Regions from separate parts of the Mus musculus genome. Here region 2 is linked to region 1. Evidence: chromatin loops called from intact Hi-C (ENCODE). Cell type or tissue: heart. All regions are shown on one strand. Each heading gives the region's core, and the rest is flanking DNA. Links, peaks and the distances in the headings are about the cores only.

What was found. Hi-C counts contacts between places; a loop is a spot of excess contacts. Peaks named below come from ENCODE experiments on the same cell type or tissue, not always from the same donor. Only the 100,000 strongest peaks of a DNase experiment are listed, where the experiment ranks them.
Region 2: it touches region 1 in a loop (4-fold over the local background); 9 of 42 quality-filtered maps call a loop at or near these places.

What each region holds. Positions count from the first base shown.
Region 1 is chr17:68,875,911-68,888,245 of GRCm38, reverse strand. No RefSeq gene overlaps it. Among named protein-coding and RNA genes, the nearest start is that of Gm36392, 7.8 kb to the right of the region's middle. In heart, for the core only: CTCF peaks have their summits at 4,586 (motif pointing left) and 6,415 (motif pointing left); no DNase peak of the experiment used is centred there; H3K4me3 peaks cover 536 bases; H3K27ac peaks cover 400 bases.
Region 2 is chr17:69,343,316-69,355,650 of GRCm38, reverse strand. No RefSeq gene overlaps it. Among named protein-coding and RNA genes, the nearest start is that of Zbtb14, 34 kb to the left of the region's middle. In heart, for the core only: a CTCF peak has its summit at 6,183 (motif pointing right); no DNase peak of the experiment used is centred there.

The DNA.
Region 1 (12,335 bases), core at 2,602-10,601:
TATTAGCCAGAGCAATTCGACAACAAAAGGAGATCAAGGGGATACAAATTGGAAAGGAGGAAGTCAAAATATCACTTTTTGCAGATGATATGATAGTATATATAAGTGACCCTAAAAATTCTACCAGAGAACTCCTAAACCTGATAAACAGCTTCGGTGAAGTAGCTGGATATAAAATTAACTCAAACAAGTCAATGGCCTTTCTCTACACAAAGAATAAACAGGCTGAGAAAGAAATTAGGGAAACAACACCCTTCTCAATAGTCACAAATAATATAAAATATCTCGGAGTGACTCTAACTAAGGAAGTGAAAGATCTGTATGATAAAAACTTTAAGTCTCTGAAGAAAGAAATTAAAGAAGATCTCAGAAGATGGAAAGATCTCCCATGCTCATGGATTGGCAGGATCAACATTGTAAAAATGGCTATCTTGCCAAAAGCAATCTACAGATTCAATGCAATCCCCATCAAAATTCCAACTCAATTCTTCAACGAATTAGAAGGAGCAATTTGCAAATTCATCTGGAATAACAAAAAACCTAGGATAGCAAAAACTCTTCTCAAGGATAAAAGAACCTCTGGTGGAATCACCATGCCTGACCTAAAGCTTTACTACAGAGCAATTGTGGTAAAAACTGCATGGTACTGGTATAGAGACAGACAAGTAGACCAATGGAATAGAATTGAAGACCCAGAAATGAACCCACACACCTATGGTCACTTGATCTTCGACAAGGGAGCTAAAACCATCCAGTGGAAGAAAGACAGCATTTTCAACAATTGGTGCTGGCACAACTGGTTGTTATCATGTAGAAGAATCCGAATCCAGTTTCAAAAAGAAAATGCTGAGACTTTCTTCGAAGTCACCTTCAAAATAAAGGCGGCTAAGAGGCAAGAGGACTCCAGCTGGCTGGATCTCAGAGAAAGTAAAAAGTAAATGAGAGCTGAGAGGTCTGAGCAGGAGAAATGCAGGATTGGGCTATCCAGAAAATTCTACAGGGACAGGGTGACCCCTGTGCCTCATCTCCGTGTTAGTCAGAGGTTTGTGATAGTGCCACATTTTATGTGACACCATTTACATTAAGTGGGACAATACTAGTTTTGAATTTTCCTGTGCACAATAATCAAGGGAACCTTTTGATACCTGGCTACCCAATTAATCAATCACATATTGTCATTACTTAGATTGTTGCAATAAAGGCAACAATCCAGCCGGCACTCCGTTTCAGGAACTGATTGTAAATCACTTGTTTATCAGAAGCTGTGGAGGGAAGAGTGCTTTGCAATGAAGTGTGCAGGCAACCCCCATGTCCCACCTGATGGTCCTCAAGCTACCCAGAGCAGCTTCACGAAGCAGAGTAATTACAGCCATTGAATCCCCGTGTCTGAAAGCTTTTCAGCCACCCAGATGTGTTCTTTTTAGTATAAATGAGTTTTCAATGAGTAGAGCAGAGCAGGCACCATCGGAGGGGAAACATACCCATAGGACTGATTGGGATTCTAACCCACATGTGGCTTTTTAGTTCCCTGTATAATTAGCTTTCCAAAGCCCTGTCCCACCGTACCTAAACCGCTGAGCCCTAGAAAGCTAATACTAAGAAAGAAACTCAGGATCATAGAACAGGTGTCTGGCTCTGATAGGTATTAAGCCCACAGTGGCCTTTAAGTAGCAGGGCACAAAGCCATACTCACCCTAAGTAGCTTCTTATATGACTACACTGTAATGGTTGAGCCTGTTCTACCTCTGAACCATATCCTAAAATCAGTAAAATATTTATTAAATGAAGCCTTCATGATCTGACGTCCCACATCTGTTAAAAATCGTGTGACCATATATATTTTTTTAACTGTGGTGGTGCAGTGTCCACTGAACGCATTGACCATGTGCTGGCTATTTGCAACTGAAATCACCAAAGGAGTTATACACCAGAAGTGGACATCTTTTTGTTGTTGTTGTTGTTTTGTTTTTTGAGACAGGGTTTCTCTATTTAGCCCTGGCTGTCCTGGAACTCACTTTGTAGACCAGGCTGGCCTTGAACTCAGAAATCCGCCTGCCTCTGCCTCCCGAGTGCTGGGATTACAGGTGTGCGCCACCACGCCTGGCTAGAAGTGGACATCTTGGAGAGGGATGATGGTACATATAAGTGATCCCAAGACCCGGGGAGCTAAATTAGGAGGATCACAAGTTTAAGGCTATCCTGGGCTACATGCTACGTTTAAGGCTATCCTGGGCTACATGCTACATCCAATGCATCTGAATGACAGAGCAAGTCACTGTCTCGAAAACAAAAAGAACAGGTATGTTGGGGTTGCCATTTGGCTTGAACTTCCCCCCACAGAAGAAGCCACACATGTTCTTTGAGGAGGGACCTCTAAAACACACAAAAGCCTAAGACCAGCCCTGATAACAAGAGCTTGGTCCTAGAGAAACCATGAATCTGAGAAGACGCTCTTTGGAGGGACCCTAGCCATCTGTGAACTTCTACCGACTCTAGTATCTTTCCTAGTAATACTTCTAGATTTCAATATTCTGGTTCAGAAACATATCTCTTTCTGTTATTCATTCACACATTCATTTATTCTATGTTTTAGAGACGTACGAAAATACCAAGCATCGGTAATCTCTGAGCTTTATCCTTCGTGAAGATTTCATGTGCATGCACGACATTTAATGAAATATCCACTGCACGTGCTTTTGTCTTTTTATAAGGTTCTTTGTGAACTGAGTCCTTGTATCTAGCTGAAGCATCCTCGGGTAGAACAGAAGAATCTCGCATCCATGTATCAGCCAGTCCATCGTCCTTGGATGAAATAGAATGGTAATCTTCCCATCTATAAGACATAGTGCAGGTTCACCAGGATCTGGAAGGATGCTGTGTTTGTCGTATGCTCTAAACTTCTGGTTGTAGCAGCATTCTCTGGTCCGTTGTCTGCCACTAGCACCAGAAAATACCTTAGAGTGATGTGAAAGTGAGAATGTGGTAGGAAGATGGAATGAGGGATGAAGAAATGTCTGGTGGACCCAGACAGCAGGGCTGCTGTTATACTATAAATATCAGATGAAGTGTTGATGTAACGTTTACTGCAGGATGACACGGGATTTGACTCTTCTGTGGCTCATGATTAAAGAACCAGGTCTCTGGCTTGGTTCTCTCCCTTTCTTTGCCCCCCACCCTACCCCAGACATTTGTTCATTGCTTTCACACGAGTGCTATTTCATTTATGCAATCAGTGTGTCAACAAGTCATCTACCAAAACATACAGAAACACCTAGAAACTGTCCCAAGATACATTAATGATCCATAATTGAGATCTTTGATTCTTGATGGGTGTTGCAGAGCCGGGACAAGTGAGCCTGGAGTCTGCCTCATTTTGGTTGAGGAGTGGGTCACACATCTCATCCTTCCCATCACTGAGGAAGTCACAGAGGAACTCAAGCAGTAGAGGCAGGGATGGCTCTTCTAAGAAAGTTGCTTGCTCACACCCAGGTGTCATTTTATACAGCCCAGGCCTACCTGCCCAGGGATTGTACAACAGTCCATAAAAACTTCCCATAGATAGGCCCGCATACCAGTCTGATGGAGAGAGTTTCTCAGTTGAATCTAGTTGATCAAAACTGATCAGCACTATTGACCCTTGTCAATTTGACAAAGACATCACTCTGAAAACCATACCTTTTCTTTGTTTTGCATCCCCTTGGGGTCATGTTAATATCACGATACAAAATACAGCACAACTTTTAAAACTTCATCATCCTTAAATCTTGTAACACTTGTTTAAAGGCTAATGTCTCTTTAAAATATCCAGTCTCTTAACTGTGGACAGCATTCCAAAAATATTATATATATGTGGCGAGGCCTGTTGAGGTTGTGTAAGAAAATAAATATGTCTTTAATGACTTTCATTTGTTGTAATTGCAGATAGCTAAATACAGGCAACTCAAAAGCAAATTGAGCTGCATGGAACAGAACTCAATCTATTGGCTTCTCTCTGTCTGTGTCTCTGTCTGTCTCTGTGTCTCTGTCTCTGTGTCTCTGTCTCTCTCTCTCTGTCTCTCTGTCTCTCTCTCTCTCTCTCTCTCTCTCTCTCTCTCTCTCTCTCTCTCTCTCTCTGCTGTGCCCTATTCAGTAATATAATTGTTTGTGAAACTTTTAAACTCAGTTGACTCCCCTGGAATTTATCCAAGTTGAAGGGTGTTTGGTGTGAGACTCATTATATCTTTTGGTCCTGGTCCAAGATTTATCAGTTTGGTTTATTCAATCAGGCAACACCAAGGATACTTGACAAGCCTTTGTTCAATGGTTAATGTTTTAAATGATAGCTGCTCGGAGAACCCACATTAACCTGCTTACTGTGTAGTAGTATTGTGTTAGTCTGCTTACTGCAGCAGCACTATGTGAGCAGTAAAAGTGATAAGAGTTTATTGGTTGAAAAAAATCTTAAGTTCAACTCTGGTGTGAATAGGGTTGAAAATTAAAATTGATTCAATATGACTAACGCTAGAGGGTCAACCTTTGGAAATGAGCAAGTCTGGGGTTAAATATAGATCTGAAATATTATCCTAGCTTTTAGATGCCATCTACTGGCTGTAATTACTATTCTGTACCAAAGGCCCTGGTTTTCCCACAGAGGGAGAATATTCACAGGGCCTGTGATTAAATTAAAATGCTGTTCCCTTGGCCTTTGTGTTTTGTGCAGATCGCTGCCTGGACAAGTGTCAGTGTACTTGAAAGTCAAGCTGCATTTGGAAAAAGTTATTGTGAGCATGAAATATTTATCTGAAGGTGAGACACATCTGATGGCTGTTGGTTTCTGACTCCCAGCTTCCTTTCAGACATAGAGCAGCATGTAGGCATCTGGATACAGTTCGCTGCTACTGTACCTGAATACATTTTTGCAAAAGCTGTCAGGTCACAGCTGTTCTCCATGTGGAATGTAGCAGTGAGAGAAATATACTGGCTCATGTGTGCAATTAGCACACCCAAACTCTACCTGCATTTCTGTATTTAAGGATGGTCAGCGATGGCATCTGTCAGGAAAGAACTTAACTGTGTAAACCGAACCCATGTGCTTCTTATCCAGAAATCCTTCCACTGGAACATGGAGGGCTCCGCTGTACTATAGGATGAATAATATAGGTGTTTTATGGGGGGGGGGGAGGATAATGTTTTGTTGCTATGGTGCCAAGCTGTCCTTCCACAAGCGTGTGTTGAAACCTTTACTCCCAGTGCAGCAGTGTAGAGAGGTGGGAACTAACCGGATGGCATTAAGCCTCAGGGTCTACCTTAGGTATATGCATATATACTACTTATTACTTACATAAGTGGTGGCTGTTTAAAAAGGAGGTTTATAAAATTTGCTTTTAGGTACTTTTGGAAACACCCTTTATGAAAAAAAAAAGTTCCATATAGAAGGAGGGTAGCTGTTAGCTTTTTGTAATTCAAAAAAAAAAAAAAAAAATCAAAGATTCAAGCCAGCATGAACCAAACTGTGAGTTTGAAGGATAGCTAATTGCTTACATGCTGTGTAATGGGATTAATTTGTTAAATTGTTGTTGTTGTTGTTTTTCCAGAATTGAAGTGTCATCTTGGTGTGGGGAAAGGACTAGGAGGAGAGGAGGAAGGGAAAACTGCCGTTGGGATGTAAGTAAACAAATAAATATATTAATTTTTTTAAAGTGTGTAAGTATAAATTGGGGGGGGGGGCTATCTGTAAGTCTCAATCCCCCTCTAGAAAAATCAATACCAATGTGGAGAATTGCCACGAAGATTATATGAGGCAATGTATGTAAAACAGCCAACATGGTGATTGTGTTCACAGAAGGGCTCAGTGCAGTGTCAATGTTAATGAGGGATTGAGTATGTCAGATCCATGATGCCATTCCCGCAGAGGGCTGCTTGGGAACTGCCATTGGCCAGGCCATGAGACTGAAGGCAAGCAGTGCCTCTGTAATTTCAGCTTTTCCTAGCTGGCCGTGGTTGCTGTTCTGTTAATCTGAAATTTCAGTATGTGCTGAACAGAGGAGACCTATGTGACCAGCTCCCCACAACTTTTTCCTATGAAGAGCCTTAGACTTTGTGAAGGGTTTCACTGGGCAGAAGCAGTGTTCTTGTTCATGGAGACCGGGATATGCTCAAGGGTGGCCTCTGGTGAGAGAGAAAGCAGAGGAACACTGAAAGACAGATCCTCTGGCTCCAGCCGCCGCCGCCATCATCTTCTGTGTTGTGCTGTGCCCTTTCCACGCGGCTGAACGCAATCAAAATCCTCAAACGCAGCAGCAACCTTAGGATCCCTCATCATACTCCACGTTTAGTGACGTTTATCATAATGTTCATTCAATGAGTAGTTCCCAAACGTGGCTGTTATCAGAACGTCCTAGGAAACGAGTCGCACAGGTATCCCTCCACCTGCTCCACCTAGCGGCGGCACAATTATAAAAGGGTCCTACTTTGAACTGTCAGCGCTCTCTTAAATGTTATTTGTTTCTTGTTTGTTTTTCTGTGTGCCTGACTGTGCCCCGTGGGTTGGGAGGTCAGAGGACAATGCTCAGGAACCAGTTCTCTGCCACTTTGTGGGAGTCCAGGTGGGAACTCAGGCTGGAAGGGGTAGCTTACAAGTGCCTGGACCAGCTGAGCCCTCTCTGCAGCCCAGATCTCGGTGTTCTTTAGTTCTGACATTTCTAGTTGATTCATTTAAAACGTTTTTACTATGTTTAGATTTATCAGTTACTATGTATCTATTAATCAGTTAATATGCCTTTCTGGAAGTTCTCTTTCAAGTCATATTGCCTCATTTTTTTTCTTCTTCTTCTTCTCCTCTGGATCCCTTGGGATCCTTTTAACACTATAGTTTTAGATTTACAGAAAACTTGCAAGAACAACATGGAAAGATCTGCCCATGCTTGTTCTGATTCCTGTTAACATCTAGCCTGACCCTTGGACAGTGACCAGAAGGAGGGGTGAATACCTCCATGTTCCTAGTCACCAAACAATAGCTGTTTGTCTGCACTTAAGATTTTCCCAGCTTTTTGTTGTCTTTGTTCCAGGATCCAATCTAAGATCCCATCTTGTGTTTAGTTGTCTTGTCTCTGTCTCCAGTGCATAGCAGAACCTTGGTAGTTTCCTGTTTCTCCAGACTTCTATTGAGTGCTGTTGTTTTGTTTTGTTCTGTTTTGTTTTGTTTGTTTGTTTGTTTGTTTGTTTTTGGTAGATTATCTCTTGAGTTTGGCTTTGTCTGCTGTTTTCTTGTGAAGAGATTTGGGTAATACATTACCAACAGACACTACAGAAGTATAGTAATGGGGCCTATAATGGGGTGGCCCTTCATGTTATTGGCATTAGTCTTGGTTACTTATTGGTGACTTCTGAAGCTCTCCACTCTCAAGCTACACAATTTTCTTTGAAGTTAATTATTTTCCTGAGGAGATCTGCTGGGAGTCTGAAGATGCCCAGCTTTAAGATTTTAAGATATGCGGTTGGGTCTCTTCTGTGATAGTCTAAAGGACAATTTTCTATCTGCTCTTACTCCTTTTACATTTAATTTTAACCCCCACTGAATACTAATACTTGCTTTTAAACATTTGGATTCTTACTCTGGTATTTACAATTTCAGCCAAACACTCTAGGATTCCTTCTGGATGTCAGCTTTCCCCAATGTGTGACTCTGTCCTCTGAGTGTATGAAGCCGGACATTCATAACCCATGGTGTATGTTTCTTACCTGGCCACCTACAGTAGGTACAAAGTAGCTTCCGGATTGGTAACCCAGATTCCCATGAGGCACAGCTTTACTGCCCAGAGGTCAGTTACTTGTTAATCTCCCCTCAGCTCTGTCAGAATGAGGTGAACAACCCTGTCTGACCATCACCCTAGTGTCTAGGTCACCCACATTTGCTACTGGCGACCCTTCTCTTATTTGGAGCCTAGGCCATATTTCCCTGCCACGTTTCATGGTTTCTATTCGAAAAGAATGCTTGAAGTGGAAGCTAGTGACATTTACTTCATAAATGTTGTGCCTTTCTGATTCCCAGGCTCCCAGCTGGGAAAGGAACTTCTGTAGTCTGACTTGCAGTTGTGATAGTTGTCAAACCTTTCTGGCAACTTTAGTAGGACTCAGCTAGCCAGTAAGTTGACGTGTTCTAAGTCAACCTCAGTGTTGTGTGACATTCCTGGGGAGATATGAGCAAACATGTAGCTACACCAAGTGGGGAAACAAATGATGGATGAAAATAAGGACACCGCCAAAGACCAACTTGGTCAGTGTTTTATTGGGGCTACTTGCAGGGATACTGGTGAAGAGGTACTTACAGAAGCTGAGGTGACTCAACACACTCTCAGTAAGCTGACCCATCCTGCATGTGTGATGACCCATGAAAGACAGAGACCCGGAGCTCATAATACAACCTGTAGAAAGCTGAGCAGGTTGGAGAGACTCAGGCAGCTCAAGTGATCTGAGCCTCCTCCAAGAAGTTCTCTCATCTTTGTCTCTTCAAGGGAGCACACCTGGTCTGGGAGAGTCTCCCAGCAGTCCTTTCTGCTTATATAGGCATGAAAGGTGGAGCCTAGTGACGCTAATCAGTTTTAGGGACTTCCTGAAGTCTTTACGTGTTTGCTCTCTGAGATTAAAGAGCATCCTTGCTAAGGTATGCTTCTTTTCTCTGTGCACCTTAGTAAGTTTCCCTTCAAATGGGATGTTTTATCGTGGAGGAAATTGCTAGACAACACTCGGACCATGCTCTTCTGCATAGCCAGGGACATAAACAGTTGTGAATCAAAGGACAGTCTTTCTCTTGACATTTGAACCAACCTCTTTCTGAATCAGGAGACTTTTTAGCCCAGCCTCAGCTGTTCTGGTTCTTTGAAAGTTTGCCTTCCATCCTGCCCTCTACTACCTTGTAAGTTAAAAAAAGCTTCAGGGGCTTCAGGGAGATTTTAGGCTCTAAGTCTCATTAGGAGGGCAACACCCTGGTTGTGGGAAGCACTTCATGCTCTTGGGCATGTATCAAAGCTTTTGACATAGTGTATAATAGAAGAAATACTGGCCTCCCCCAAATATTCACCTTGTAATCTTTATAAGGTGTCAGTTTATTGTTTTATTCAGAAAAGGGAAATTTAGGTTGTTTATGGAAATAAATTAGTATTTAGGCTTTTCCACAAGGACAGAAACAGCAGTACAAATAAAATGATACATGATTTAGGTAGATGATAGATAGATAGATAGATAGATAGATGATAGATAGATAGATAGATAGATAGATAATAGGTAGGTGATAGATACATAGGTAATTCATAGATAAATAGATATATAAAGATAAATAGATACATAGAGAGAGGAGATACATAGAAGATGATATAGATAGATGATAGATGATGATACATGGATGGATAGGTAGATAATTGATATGATAAAGAGATAAGGGGGCCTTATTTAAAGAATTAGAAGACTTCAGAAAATTATATATGTGTGTGCTATATAAAATAATCTCTCTCTCTCTCTCTCTCTCTCTCTCTCTCTCTCTCTACACACACACACACACACACACACACACACACACACACACATATATATGAAATTCTCAATTTTTTAAAAGGAAAAATTCTTGAGTGATGTCTAACTTCCTTTCTAGCATTTTTTTACTTCTACCTCAGTGCATGTTAGTTTTCTGTTGTTATAAGAAAATTATGAGGCTGAGAAATAAATAAGGTAAAGAGGTTTTTTGAAAGCTCAAAAGCATGGCGATCTTGCCTGTGTCCCAAGGCCCATGGCATTACAACAGCTGTGCTTAAGAAACAAGAGAGAATTTGGTAAGGCAGGACCAGACTCTGAGGAGTGTCTGGCTTGCTCTTTTATAGAAGTTCTCTCATGAGAATTAACCAGGGCCCCAACAGAACTGCCCGAATCTTTGCTGATGCGTGCAACTTCCTAATGATCTTTTATCATGACTTATCTTCTAGTAGGCCCTACCGTATCTTAAGACCAACATACTGGGGAACCAGGAATCCAGCGTAGGAATAGTTGGTGGACACATTAAAACAGTATCCAATCCAAATCTTCAGATCTCCCTATTGAGATACTTAATGAAGTGGGCATGACACTGCCACTCTTAACCCGTTAACCCTGTGATAACAAGATTCTAGCCATTCTAGAGTTTCTCAGACCCTACTGCTGTTCCCAAAACAGGACTGGCTTACAAGTAATAGATCATTTAATCCTTACAACAAACCTGAAACACTCAACAATGATCACTTCTTCCCATTGCATTATAAAGACATTGTCCTTGTTGACCATAATAAACGTGAAGGGTCCCATTAGTCCAAAATGACAGAGCTAGCTATGATTTTAAATGGTGGCTACCATGTCGACTGGATAGTGGCTTTCATTGTAATTGTTTTGTAAGGCCAGGGCTTGGTTTCTCTTGTACTTCTGTCCAGACCTAGCTACATCATATTAGAGGTTTACTGTTTTCATATTGCAGGGCTGTGGTTCATTCTATTGTATACTCAATTCCACAAAACTAAGGAAACTTTGTCATGATCTCTGACAGTCATTGTGGGGGGTTAGCATACCCCCTGGAGAAGCTTTCCCAGAAAACTAAAATGGACTTAATAATGCCATGCTTGTCTGTAGGTACAGTGACCATTCTCTACAGTTTGATGGATCATTGGAGTGGAGGGACCTGGATTCTAGAAAATGAGTAATATCCACATGGAGACAGGCCATGAGTGGGCCCCCATTTAGAAGTCTCTGGGTTAAGCATCATGCTATACCTGGAGCCCACTGGAGACATGTCTGTGTCCTCCTCTTCACTCTCAGAATCAGCCCACTAAATCAGAGGTCCTGAAAGCAGGCATAAGCTACCAGTGACCCAGGGCAAGTATCACCAGTTCTTGATCTTCAAGAAAGAAATAAGTCTTTCAAAATGACAACATGAGAGCATATGACAGGTGGGTTCTAAGCCCATGCCCTAAGTTTGAGTACTGGGGAGAGATACAGTCTGAATGAAATATTTCCATATTGCTCCCCATGTAGGAGGTGTGTGTGTGTGTGTGTGTGTGTGTGTGTGTGATGTTTTAATTCTTGTCATTTTTCTTGCAGTGCAGCGATTTGTTAGTTAACCATCACCCCTTGGAGATCTGGGCAATGGCTGATGTTTCAGTATTTCCTTTCATCAGTATTCTTGTAATAAGTAGTTCTCAGCAGGGGAGAATATGAAGATAAATAATAATTCATAATAATTCCTGGAGACTTCCTACCCTGGAGAACAGGAAACGACTGTCTTCCTAAGTAGGAGCTCGGGATGCTGCTAACCATCCTACAGAATGGGATGCCTCTACAATTATAAATCATATGTCCCCAGATGCCAATAATGTGAAGACTGAGAAACCTTGGCTTATGGAAAGTATTTCTAGAAAACATCAAGATGTTCTTGTGCTTCACTTTAGTCTGTTGATGGAAAATTTCAGCATGCTTAAATATTCTTACTAATTAAATGATACTCCCCTGCTTCCTAATTGGCACTAAGGAGATTTTCCTACAGTCCAGGATTGTAGAAAGATGTGTCCAGATTTTTACAAAAGAATGTGAATACAGCTCTTTGATAACAGAAGTCTTCATTACAATTGATGTATGATCCATGAGAAACGGCAAGAATCTGGGTACTGACACCATGACGGTCCCAAATATCTAGCTCCTGGGAACATAAACAGGAGCAGTGAATACCAGCCAAGAGGTTATTTGGAAAATATCGATGCCAATGTGCTTCTTCATCCAGCTCTAGGTCAGAGATCTCAACAGGTGCAGCAATACGATTTCCTACCTAGCATTAGATGATGAAAGGCCAAATGGAATCATCACTATGGTTGATATTGAAAAGAAATCAATCGCCTGCGCAGCATGTGCGTTTCATGTGAGACTTCTGCCGTTGATAAGTTGACAAGTGTCTTTGCTCCATGCCAATACCTGAGCTTCTGCCAGGATAACCAAATGCAATAGAGGAAAGGGACGAGGGATCAGGAAAAAGCAAAGCTGGCAGATGGCAATCTGTGAAGAGTTGAATCAACATAAATTATACCTCATCAGTGAGCAGAAAAAAGGGAGGATGTGCTCCAGTGTTCAGCACACCACTGAGATGGGGAGCATGCCAGAAGAACACAAGCAAACCCCAGGGTAGCTCTCCAAGCTGGGTGCAAGCAGAGTTTAAGTAACGCCCCTCCGTCGGAAAGCCATCTGGAAGACTAATTAGCGGGAGGCCTCTATTTGAGGTAATACAGTAAATAAAATGAAGGAACATCTGGGTTTTCAGAAGGGGTTGATCAGACACATAGAAGAGCAGAACA
Region 2 (12,335 bases), core at 2,934-10,933, 470 kb before region 1:
ATGGCCTTGTGGACTGGCCAATTGAAGTTAAGAGCAGCCCAGATGAAACACAGTAAATAGTAATAACTCGGGGTTATTGATGGAAAGTAGATTCTAACAGCATGGAGGGTCAGCAGCCCAGCTATTGTGCTGTTTAGGGCTTATTGAAAATATAAAGGCTGTGAGTGTGTGTGTGTATGTTTTTATCCAGGAACTAAATAACCATAAGGACATGGAAGAAATTCCAGGTTGGGATCTTAAATATTTACTACTATATAATGTAGTCCCCAAGGTAGGCCTAGACCATGCTGTATTGAGCTTCTGCTGTCTACTCAGCATCTGGCACTGGCTGATCAACTTATACATGCTTCTTTCTTTACCAATTCAATTTCCTCTAAGTTTGATTCCCCCGATCTCTTCCAACTTCAACACTTTTTTGTTCTTTGGTTGTGATTCCATCTTCAAGGCACCGCTATTAATGCTACCCTAAACAGTTCTATAAAGCATGGGAACCCTGAGATGTTAGAGCAGCCTACAGTGACATACACCAATAGCTAGAATGAAGGGTAGATGGGGGTTTATGTTTGTAGCATCAGTGTTTAGGTGTGTACTAGTTTATCATGTAACACATGTCCTTCCAGACTTCACACAGATCTAATTTACTCATGACTCCTCAAAGCTTAAGTAATGCATAAAGCTACTGGAGTTTAACACAGATTTACAGAGGACTACAAGCTTAACTACATCAGGCTTATATGCAAGTATGAGTATCTGGAAAGACCCTGCTAGCTGGCAGAGCCATCTGGCCACACATGAGACTATGGTGTTTAACAGGATCTCTCAGGAAGATGATAAACTCATCTCAAAGTAGCTTGCTTCATCCTTTCAGAAACAAAAGATTAAAAGCCTAGAAGGTTCTCAGTATGTAGCCAAACTCAGAACTTTGGAGGTAGAAGCAGAAGGATGGCAAAGTCCAGCCTGTGATCAATAGCAAGGCCACAGACCAAGACAAAACAAGTTAGCCCAGATTGCATGATTCTCTGAGCAACTAGGTATCTTTTGTTTGTTTGTTTGTTTGTTTGTTTTTGAGACAGGGTTTCTCTGTGTAGTCCTGGCTGTCCTGGAACTCACTTTGTAGGCCAGGCTGGCCTCAAACTCAGAAATTCACCCGCCTCTGCCTGGGAGTGCTGGGATTAAAGGCGCGTGCCACCACGCCCAGCGTAACTAGGTATCTTAATTCTCACCATTATTACTGCCATCACAACCTATAACCCTGCTTCCCAAAGCAGGCCCATCACCCTTGACCATGCAGGTGCAAGCCTTTAACCCCAGAACCGGGAGGCAGAAGCAGGTTGATCTCTGTGTTTCCCAGACCAGCCTGTTCTACATAGGGAGAGCTAGGCCAGACCCTGTCTCAAAACCATGGGGAGCAGGGCAGAAGACATGGAAAATGAATCCCCCAAACCAACCATCAAAAGTTAGGAGGTTCAAAGGCCAAGAATTACAAAGTAGTTGAAGGATTTTTAATTTGAAAGAAAAAGATCAAGTGAACGTATTAAAAGGATCTACAGAGTCTTATCAGGAGAGAGAAAGACAGAGACAGAGACAGAGAAACAGAGAGACAGAGAGACAGAGAGAGAGACAGGGGCTACACAGAAGAAGGTGCAGGACAGACTTAGGCAAAGCACCTCCAGGAGTAGCAGAACAACATAGAGTGGACTCCTCGGTTTTCCCTTTCATTTGGTTATAGTTTGGTAGTTTTGTTTCTTTCTTTTGGGGTGATACTTTATCTTGTTTTCTTGGTTTCAGAGAATTCTGTTGTATTGGGTTTTTGTTTGTTTGATTTTTTTAGAAAGAACTTAAATTTTAGGTAGATGGGGGGAGAGGGGAGGAGAGAATATGATCAAAATATATCTAATGTCAAAAATTATTTTAAATAATAAACACCATAAAGTCACTATAATAAATGTGCCCCCTATACCTTCATGTAGCATCTATGTGTGTACATATTTATCATCTCTTTATTATCTATCAGTCATTTATCATTTATCCAACAGCTATTTTCTATTTATCCATTTATCTATTTTATTGATCATCTATCTATCTATATATCTATTAATCATTTACCTATTATCTTTTTTTAAAGATTTTATTTATTTTATGTATATGAGTACAGTGTTGCTGTCTTCAGACACACCAGAAGAGGGCATTAGATTCCATTACAGATAGTTGTGAGCCACCATGTGGTTGCTGGAATTTGAACTCAGGACCTTCAGAAGAGCAGTCAGTGCTCTTAACCACTGAGCCATCTCACTAGCCCATTTACCTATTATCTATATATCAATCATTTATTATTTATTTACTTATTATCTACGTGACAATCATCTATCAATCATCTATTATTTATCATCTATCTATCAATCATCTACTATATAACCTAGTATCTATCTATCTTGCAATTTACTTAAATATAGGAGGATTGACTCACATGACCATGGGGACCACTGGGTCTAAACTCTGCCGAGTAGGCTATCAGGTTAGGGGCAGAGAGCAGCAGATGCTGCAGTTTTTAAGTGAATGCAGTCTTTGAGGCTGAACTTTTTCTCAAGAGACCTAAATCTTTTCTCCAGTGGCCTTCAGTTGCCTGGAAAAGAATCACACACATGTTGGACAATAACTATCACCCCAGTCTATTGGTTTAAAGGAAATCACAAGGGGCTCACCCTCACAGCATCATTTAGACTCATGTGTGCGTAAGTAAAATGATATAAAATTAACAAGACAAAGAGGTTGTGCATATTTTCATGTGTTTATTGCTATCCATGTATTATTTGTGTGCTGTGTATTGATTTGGTTACAATACCTTACCAAAGTCCGTGAGCATTTCAGTTGAGTTGCTTATTATTAAATTGTAACGATAAGCTTTATATTTCAGATATAAAGCACTTGTTAGAAATACCCTTAATTACCTGCTTTCATCCTATATGCTTTTCTCCCTTTGATTTAAATTTTATTGCATTATGATGAGAAAAGATACATAATTTCAATTTATCTGAATTTGTTAACATTTAAAAACATATTTTGAGTAAATAGACTTACATCACATTCTTCTTTCCCTTTTGTACCCCAACTCCTCCCGGAGAGCCCTCCCCCTTCAAAACCTGCAATACCTTTCGTTTTTTATCATATTCTTTAAAATTTATAAAATATTGTAACAATAAAAATGAGTATTATAAAAGTTGTTTGATATAAAGCAACAATCAGTTGAACAGTCTTATGTAGATATTTGTCTACAGCAATACTGAAAATACATACGTTTTTCTCAATATAAATTTTAAATATATATTAAAATATATTAACATATATTTTAAAATAATATATCACTATTAGTTTTTTAATGAACATAAATAGATACAGTCTTTTTGTTTGTTTGTTTTGTTTGTAGTAGAGCTTAAAATCTTGGCTTACTGTGGTATAAACACAAAATAAGAACAGTTTTTGGACATTGGAGTTCATTGTAATAAGGCTGTACTTGAATATCCCTCACATCATCAAAGGATTTTACCTCCATAGTAGATAGATAAGCTAAGAGTTGACAGTTCTGCTGTACCAAGGAATTAACTGTAGGCACGATTTTTGGATACAGATTTCCTGCTACGGTCAAAGCTATTTGACTTGAGTGATTGTCGTCATTCTCAGCCGGCAGAGAACAGGTTACATTCATTTAAGAAATGGTGTGTGTTTTGAGATGGTCTATCCATGAAGTCATTCATCAACTGTTTCAATGAAGAATGGTTCTGCTTGGAGGGTGGCACAGACGTTAGGCGAGGGTAAGATTCTGGTTCCTTGGCTGTGATGATTTTCAAAAGCATTCATTTCAGACTAAGAGTAACTTATAAAGTCCCCTTCTTCAAAATTGATACAATAATTATAAATATCAAGCAAAGCCTTCAAAATTGAGACAATAATTATAAATATCAAGCAAAGCCTTCAGTCTCACTCTTTGTTGTTCTCTTACAAGCCACCTCCCAAATTAATTGTCTACTTTTCTTTTGGCTGTATAAATAATTTTGAAATGTGTAAGCTGTTCTGAAAACCACAGCATGGTGTCAAAACATCAAATAAATAATCCTATTAATATAGAGGCTAAGATAGGAGAAGCAAAATTTTAAGGCCATTATGTGGCACTGTCATGTACAAACAAGCAGAAAGTGTATATGGATTGTATAATACTGGACCTATTTCTCCCATTACTAAATTAGACAGCCGACAAATTTCTAATTCCTCATATTTTTGAATTTCAATTGATTAGGATAAATTGGTAATATTAACTTTCATATTAAGAGATATTAAGGAAAAGTGATTGTTGCTTCCTGTTAATTTTCTTGTTAGAGGTGGAATTAGTTTGTGTGGGTTTGTTGAAAGATGATAACTTTCTTGCTTCTTCTTGGGAGTAGTTTCACTCCTTGTGTTGGTGTTTTCCATCTATTATCCTTTGTAGGGCTGGATTTATGGAAAGATATTGTGTAAATTTGGTTTTTTCATGGAATACCTTGGTTTCTCCATCTATGGTAATTGAGAGTTTTGCTGGGTATAGTAGCCTGGGCTGGCATTTGTGTTCTCTTAGGGTATGTATGACATCTACCCAGGATCTTCTGGCTTTCATAGTCTCTGGGGAGAAGTCAGGTGTAATTCTGATAGGTCTGCCTTTATATGTTACTTGACCTTTTTCCCTTACTGCTTTTAAAATTCCTTCTTTGTTTAGTGCATTTGATGTTTTGATTATTATGTGACAGGAGGAATATCTTTTCTGGTCAAGTCTATTTGGAGTTCTGTAGGCTTCTTGTATGTTCATGGGCATCTCTTTCTTTAAGTGAGGGAAGTTTTCTTTTGTAATTTTATTGGAGATATTTCCTGGCCCTTTAAGTTGGGAATCTTCACTCTCTTCTATACCTATTATCCTTAGGTTTGGTCTTCTCATTGTGTCCTGGATTTCCTGGATGTTTTGGGTTAGGAGCTTTTTGTTTTTTGCAGTTTCTTTGACTCTGTTTTGTTAATGTTTCCTATGGTGTCTTCTGCACCTGATATTCTCTCTTCTATCTCTTGTATTCTGTTGGTGATGCTTGTATCTATTATTCCTGATCTCTTTCCTAGGTTTTCTAACTCCAGGGTTGTCTCCCTTTGCTGTTTCTTCTTTATTGTTTCTATTTCCATTTTTAGATCCTGGATGGTTTTGTTCATTTCCATCACCTGTTTGATTGTGTTTTCCTGTAATTCTTTAAGGGATTTTTGTGTTTCCTCTTTAAGGGCTTCTAGCTGTTTACCTGTGTACTCCTGTATTTCTTTAAGGGATTTATTTATGTCCTTCTTAATGTCCTCTATCATCATCATCAGAAGTGACTTTAGATCTGAATCTTGCTTTTCCAGTGTGTTGGGGTATCCAGGACTTGCTATGGTGGGAGAATTGGGTTCTGATGATGCCAAGTAACCTTGGTTTCTGTTGCTTATGTTCTTATGCTTGCCTCCTGACATCTGGTTATCTCTAGTGCTACCTGCTCTGGCTATGTCTGACTGGAGCCTGTCCTTCCTGTGATCCTGGTTGTGTCAGAACTCCTCCAAGTCAAGCTGTCTCTGTGATCCTGTGATTCTGGGATCCTGTGACACTGAGATCCTGATTGTGTCCGAGCTCCTGAGAGTCAAGCTGCCTTTGGGACCTTGAGATCCTGGTGTGACCAAGTTCCTGGGATCCTGTGATCTCTGATCCTGGGCGTGTTGGAGTGCCTGGGAGTGGAGCTGCCTCTAGGTGTTGTGAGGCTGGCTGCGGAATTTCTGTGTATGCTTTTTATTTTCCTCATGGTATTAATTTAAGCACAAACATTTTTCTGATATTTAATTTACCATTTCTTCCTTCATCTCTAATGTCTTATAAAAACAAATCACAAGGCCACAATTATTTATTCTTGTTTTTTACTAAGAGATTTTAGTCTTTACTTTTTTATATTTAAAGTCATGATCATTTTGGAGGAAATTGTATGTTATGTGATTCTTGAGTTGTTCTATTATTGTTTCTTGAAAAGATTATTCCTTCTCATCAAGTGGTTGGGGCATCCGTGTGAGACATCAGTTGACCATAATATTAAAGCTCTCTTTATGAATGCTCAACTCTGTTTCATTCACTTGTATGATAACTTTTAAGCCACAAGATGGCAGTGTTTTATGCCCAGGTTCCTCAAGGCTGCCTGCGCTGCAGGGTCGCCATCCAAAGGGGAGGAGAGCAAGGGATCTCCCACAGAGACAGGTGATTGGAGGGGATGATTTTCCTCCCAGACAAGGCAAGCGGAGTTTGGGGGTGCGGGGTGTGGTGAGGGTTGGGGGACCTCCCAGTGTCTCCAAAGGGCAGAAGTGTGGGTTTTTTAATTGCTACAGAGTTTGTCTTCTGTATAGACAGAGAGCGTTAGGAATGGACTTGTGTTATGTAAGCAACTTTGCCTAGCTAAGCATGTGTTTATCTTGCGTCTATTTAATGCAATGGATGTGTAAGACCTCGAGGTTTGCCCCTAGACAGCTTTGAGCTAATGGTCCCACTGCAGTGAGGAGGAAATCAGATAGGGAAGTACAGAAAGCCAAACTAGTAACACAGCAGGGCACCGCCTGATTATCAAAGACAAGAGGCAAGCCTTGAGCTTTAAGATGAGGACTTGATCTTGTTGTTCTTCCTATGGGTTGCAAACCCTTCAGCTCCTTCAGTCCTTTCTCTAACTCCTCCATTGGGAACCCCGTGCTCAGTCCAATAGTTGCCTGTGAGTTGCCTCTGTATTTGCCAGGCACTGGCAGAGCCTCTCAGGAGACAGCTATATCAGGCTCCTGTCAGCAAGCACTTCCCAGCATCCACAGTAGTGTCTGGGTTTGGTGACTGTATATGAGATGGAACCCCTGGTGGGGCAGTCACTGGATGGCCTTTCCTTCAGTCTCTGCTCCACACTTTGTCTCAGTATTTCCTCCCGTGAGTATTTTGTTCCCCCTTCTAAGAAAGACTGAAGCAGCCACACTTTGGTCTTCCTTCTTCTTGAGCTTCACCGCGGTCTGTGAACTGTATCTTGGGTATCAACCAGCCAGACCCCCACGAGCTCCCAGAAACTAAACCACCAACCAAAGAGCACACATGGAGGGACCCATGGCTCCAGCTTCATGTGTAGCAGAGGATGGCCTTGTTGGACATCAATGGGAAGAGAGGGCCTTGGTCCTGGAAAGGCTCGATGCCCCAGGGTGGGTGGGAGAACATCTTCATAGAAGCAAGGGGAGGGAGGGTGGAATAGGGGGTTTCTGGAGGGAAAACCGGGAAAGGGGATAACATTTGAAATAACCAATAAAAATATAAAATATCCAATAAGAAAGATGAGGAAATGAATCCTCCAATTCTGTGCTTTGTTGAGGTTGCTTTGTCTCTTCTGGTTTCTATCACCCACGAGTTTTAGGATCAGCTTGTCAGTTTCCATGGACGAGCTAGCTGCAGTTCTGATAGGAAAACTACGCTAAGTCATGTGACCAGTCCTACCTACGTTTTTCTAAACCTCAAATATGGGCAAGACTTTTCACTGATTTATGTCTTACTTAATTTATCTCAGTGACATTTTAGAGTTTTCAGTGAACAGGTTTTTCTTCCTTGTCCTGATAAATGTATACATAAAGATGTTTTAAAAATCTTTTATTATTTGCAGTGGTCTATGTATCTCTGTGGGGTGTGTGTGTGTATGTGTGCCTGTATTGGAGGAGACCAGAAAAGGGCATTGAATCCCCTGGCTCTGGAATTTCAGGTGGTTGTGAGCCACTTAATGTGGATACTAGGAACCGAACTCAGGTCCTCTGCAAGAACTATGCCCTGTGAATATGCATAATTATTATTAATAAAATTTTAAATTATTTAAAAATATTAATTAAAACTCTCAAACATGTATAGGGATAAATGCATTAAACAAAAAATGCTTAATGCAAAAATCATTGTATCAAAATGTAACAATGCAAGGCTGGGACACTGTATTTGAAGTAAGTGATTGCTGCACAGAGCATGGAGACCTGAATTTGGATCCTCAGTCCCTCTGTAAAAAACTTAGGTATAGGTTTATACCTATGATCTAAGTAATTGGACGCAGAAACAGTAGTGCTCACCACAAGCCAGTCCAGACCATCAGTGAACTTCAAATTCTCTGAGAAAACTTGTTTCCAAAAATAAAGTGGAAAGTGAGAGAGGAAGATACCTAATGTCAACCTTTGACCTCCATACCGAGCACACATGGGTGCAGTACTGCCAGACATGCATGCACACCTACCTATACATGCACACATGTGTGTAGGTACTTCCAGACATGCGTACACACCTATACACATATACACAGATGGAGGTACTGCCAGACATGCATGCAACATCTATACATGCATACCCAAATGCAGATACTGGCAGACTTACATCTAATACCTATATATGCACACAGGGATGCAGTTACTGGCAGATATACACACCCATGTACATGTCACACACAAACACACACCAATTCTAAACATGTTAGTGAAACCTTAGAATAAATGGAGGGGCATGACATGCTAATGTATTAAAGACTTTGAATAGCATCTATATTAATGAATTAAAACATGCAAGGCAGCTCTCCAAAAATTGATCGATATATTCAATAGTTTGTCAGCTCTCCAAAAATTGATCGATATATTCAATACAGTTACAACTTATAATTCCAGCAGGTTTCTTTGTTATAAAAGTTTGCAAGTTAGTTCTAAGTTTTATTTGGAAGTGAAAAATGCAAAGAATATTGAAAATAAATTCACTGCTCAGGCCCTCAGTGCTGGATAAGATTTATTATAACGCCATTGAAATTAAGTGTTGTTTGTCCACAAGGACAGCTGAAAGCACAGAGCAGAGAAGCCACGATCAGCCCACGGTAAAATCGATGACTGATTTATGGAAAAGCACACACTGCTAACAAGTATGGGAGGAATTGCTTGTCTAATCAAATGTTTTGGGACAAGTGGGAATCTAAATATACAGAATTAATCTTGACCCCTGACAAAAATCCAGCAGAGAGAGGGAAGGTCAACCAAGAAGTCGTTGCCATTTGATGAGACTTTTGGGAGATGGAGGTTCAGTTTTCTTTAAGGGAACTTAGCCCCTGGTAGGTCAAGCAGGCTCTGGTGGATGGCCTCACATCTAGGAGTATGTGGATGACACACATTGGACCTGATGAGTTAATTTTATTAGAAAGGGCATACACAAAGGTGGAGAAGATAGGGAGGTGGGGACTGACCTGGGAGGAGCCAGGAGCTAGGATTCGCTAAGGCTGAACTGGATGAACTAGCCAGTTGCACTAGCCTTGGCCCCGCCCTGGGGCGGAGACTCTAGGAGGGGGGTGGGGGTTCGTGGTTTGGAGGCGGGGTCTCGCTAGGAGGTGCATTGGGGGGGGCGGGGCCTATGAGCCAAGAGCAACAGAGTGTCAGTCAGCCAAGGAGGAAAATGTCTAATATACATTGCCTGACATTTCTAAAGTGTGTGTGTGTGTGTGTGTGTGTGTGTGTGTATGAATATATATGTATGTGTGTATATATATATATGCATATATATGTATATATATATGTATACACATAAATATGTATACACGAATATACATATATGAATATATGCGGTGGCTTGAATATGCTTGGCCCAAAAAGTGGTACTATTGGGGGGTGTGGCCTTGTTAGAGTAGGTGTGGCCTTGTTGGAGGAGTGTATCACATTGTGGATGAGCTTTGAGACCCTCCTTCCTAGCTACCTAGAACAGAGAGTAAGCCCCTGGCTTCTTTTGGATGAAGATGTAGAACCCTCAGTTCCTTCTCCAGTGCCATGTCTGCCTGGATGCTACCCTGCTTCCTGACTTAATGATAATGAACTGAACTTTTGAACCTGTAAGCTAGCCTTAATTATATGTCCTTTGTAAAAGTTGCCTTGGCCATGGTGTCTCTTCACAGCAATGGAAACCCTAACCAAGACTGTGAATATATGTGTGTGTTCCTTAAAATTATATATATATATATATATATATATATATATATATATGCCTTAAAATCTAGGCCATCACCAAAACTATGATTTCTCTGTGTATATGACCAAGTAGTTTTATGCAAAAATATCATTTTCTGTAGTTTTTAAGTTTGGGGAATTTGCCTTTAAGTTGTCAGATCTTAGAACTGTTAAGGGTTAGGGGAAGCTGGAGGTTAGGGTATGCATCTATAAGGTTATCTCATGCAAGTTAAGGAAGTGTTTTATTATATCAGAAGAAAGGAATAGCCACTGTGTTCTTGAAAAATCCAATTTGCTCAGAAACAAATCATCCTACAAAATGACAACTGATGCTCCAAAGGTCACAAGGCTAGCTCAGCAATATTCCTGCATTAAATCACTCATTCAATAATATTGACTCTCGACCACAAGTTATAGTCCAGAAGGAAAATATCATATTATGCATGATTTTTATCTTTACTACATACATCAAACTCAAAAGAAAATCACATTATAGCAAGGAAGAGGAAGGGATTGAATGACCTTTCTAAAGCCCTGGAAATGGCACAGTGTCTCTGGCTTATGGTAACATCCCTGGCTGCTGCTTCCTAGCTCCATGCATGGGAGATATGTCATCTGCTGCTTTCAAAGATTGACCCGGCCTAGGCTATAAAATTATAGTTGTCAATGACAGGAGTAATATAAAACCGTCAGGCCTTGTTCAAATTTACAATTAGGTGAAAACCACACCTCTTCTCTTCTTTCCCTTGATGTCCACCAAAATCCTAAGAACATTGCTGACATAGGAAATAGGGCACAAGAACAGATGCAGTCTATTGGATCTAAATCCTGTGTATAAATTCTATTAAATAATCATTTTTATATAGCCTAAAGGAGAGGTTCAAAGGCCAGAAGTACATTATGGGGTCATTACCCCATTTATTTATTACCCCAATAACATATAAGTAAAACACAACATGAACCAGAGGTTGGTAAAAGGAAAAATTTGTAAAATATGGCATAAGTACAGAGAATGGACATTGACGGCTTGGGACTTTGCATCTGGTTTCTTCACGGCACAGCAAAATATGAGACACAGATGTGGGCAAAGAGGCTCAACGGAACTGCAGAATATAATTTTTCTAAATATTGCAAGAGAATCGGTTGAGTCTCTAAGCACGAAAAGTAAATGGTCTGAAAGGAAGTTAAGCAAACTGTTTCATTTTAACGTCATTTAAAAAAATAAAATATTTAGGGATAAGAGACAGCAGATTCATATCCTGGATAGCAACTGTCCTCAGATGTGGACTCCGAGGTGAACCCACAGGACTCCAGTGGGTAGTTCCAAACTTGTGGCCACGCAGACGTCACTGCATAAAGACATGGTTATAAAAGCAAAAGACATGCATGTGGGAAAGGGTCACCTGTGTTGGGGAAAGAATGATAGATATAAGAATAGACACAATGTATCATAAGCACATAGAAAGTAGTCAATGAGCAAATTTAGTCAATTAACAAGAGTTTGAAAACGGACATAAATGGAAGAGCATATTCAGTTTGTGGATTGGAAGATTCACGGTTCACTGTTAGGAAAATAGCACACTGTCCAAAGTCAATCCATTCACCGCAACTCCTATAAAAGTTCAATTTCTTTGTAGCAAGAAAAAAAATCCTTCCCCAAATACATTGTTCTTTAATCACAAAGGACCCTGAACAGCCAAAACAATATTGAGAAGGAGGAATAAAGTGGATGTTATTATAATCTCCAATTTTAAAACATATAAAAGCCAGGTGTGCTAGGGCGTGCCTTTAATCCCAGCAGTCAGGAGGCAGAGCCAGGTGGATCTCTGTTAGTTCAAGGCCAGCCTTGTCGACACATTGAGTTTCAGAAGAGCCAGGGCTATATAGAAAGACCTTGTTTTAAACAACAAACAACAGCTTATAACGTTTAGCCAGTAAGAGAGTGTGGTAGAGAGAGACGGAGACACAGACTAATGCAACAGAACAAAAAGCCTGCAGGTACCTTCATGTGTATAGTCCAGTGTTTTTCAGCAGATTCTGAGAGCATGTAGTAAAGAAACAAAAGTCTTTTCACCAGATGATATTTGGCCAATTAGACATCCATACGCAAAAGACCCAAGTGCAAAATCTACCACAAATGAGTTAAAATCACAAACACAAGACATAGTATTATAAAGTACTTAGGGGAAAGCATTGAATTTGACAAGAATTTCTTGGATAGGATATAAAAAAACATAGGCAACAAAATAGATGAACTGGGCTCCCTCAGAATTTCAACACTTCGTGAATCAAAA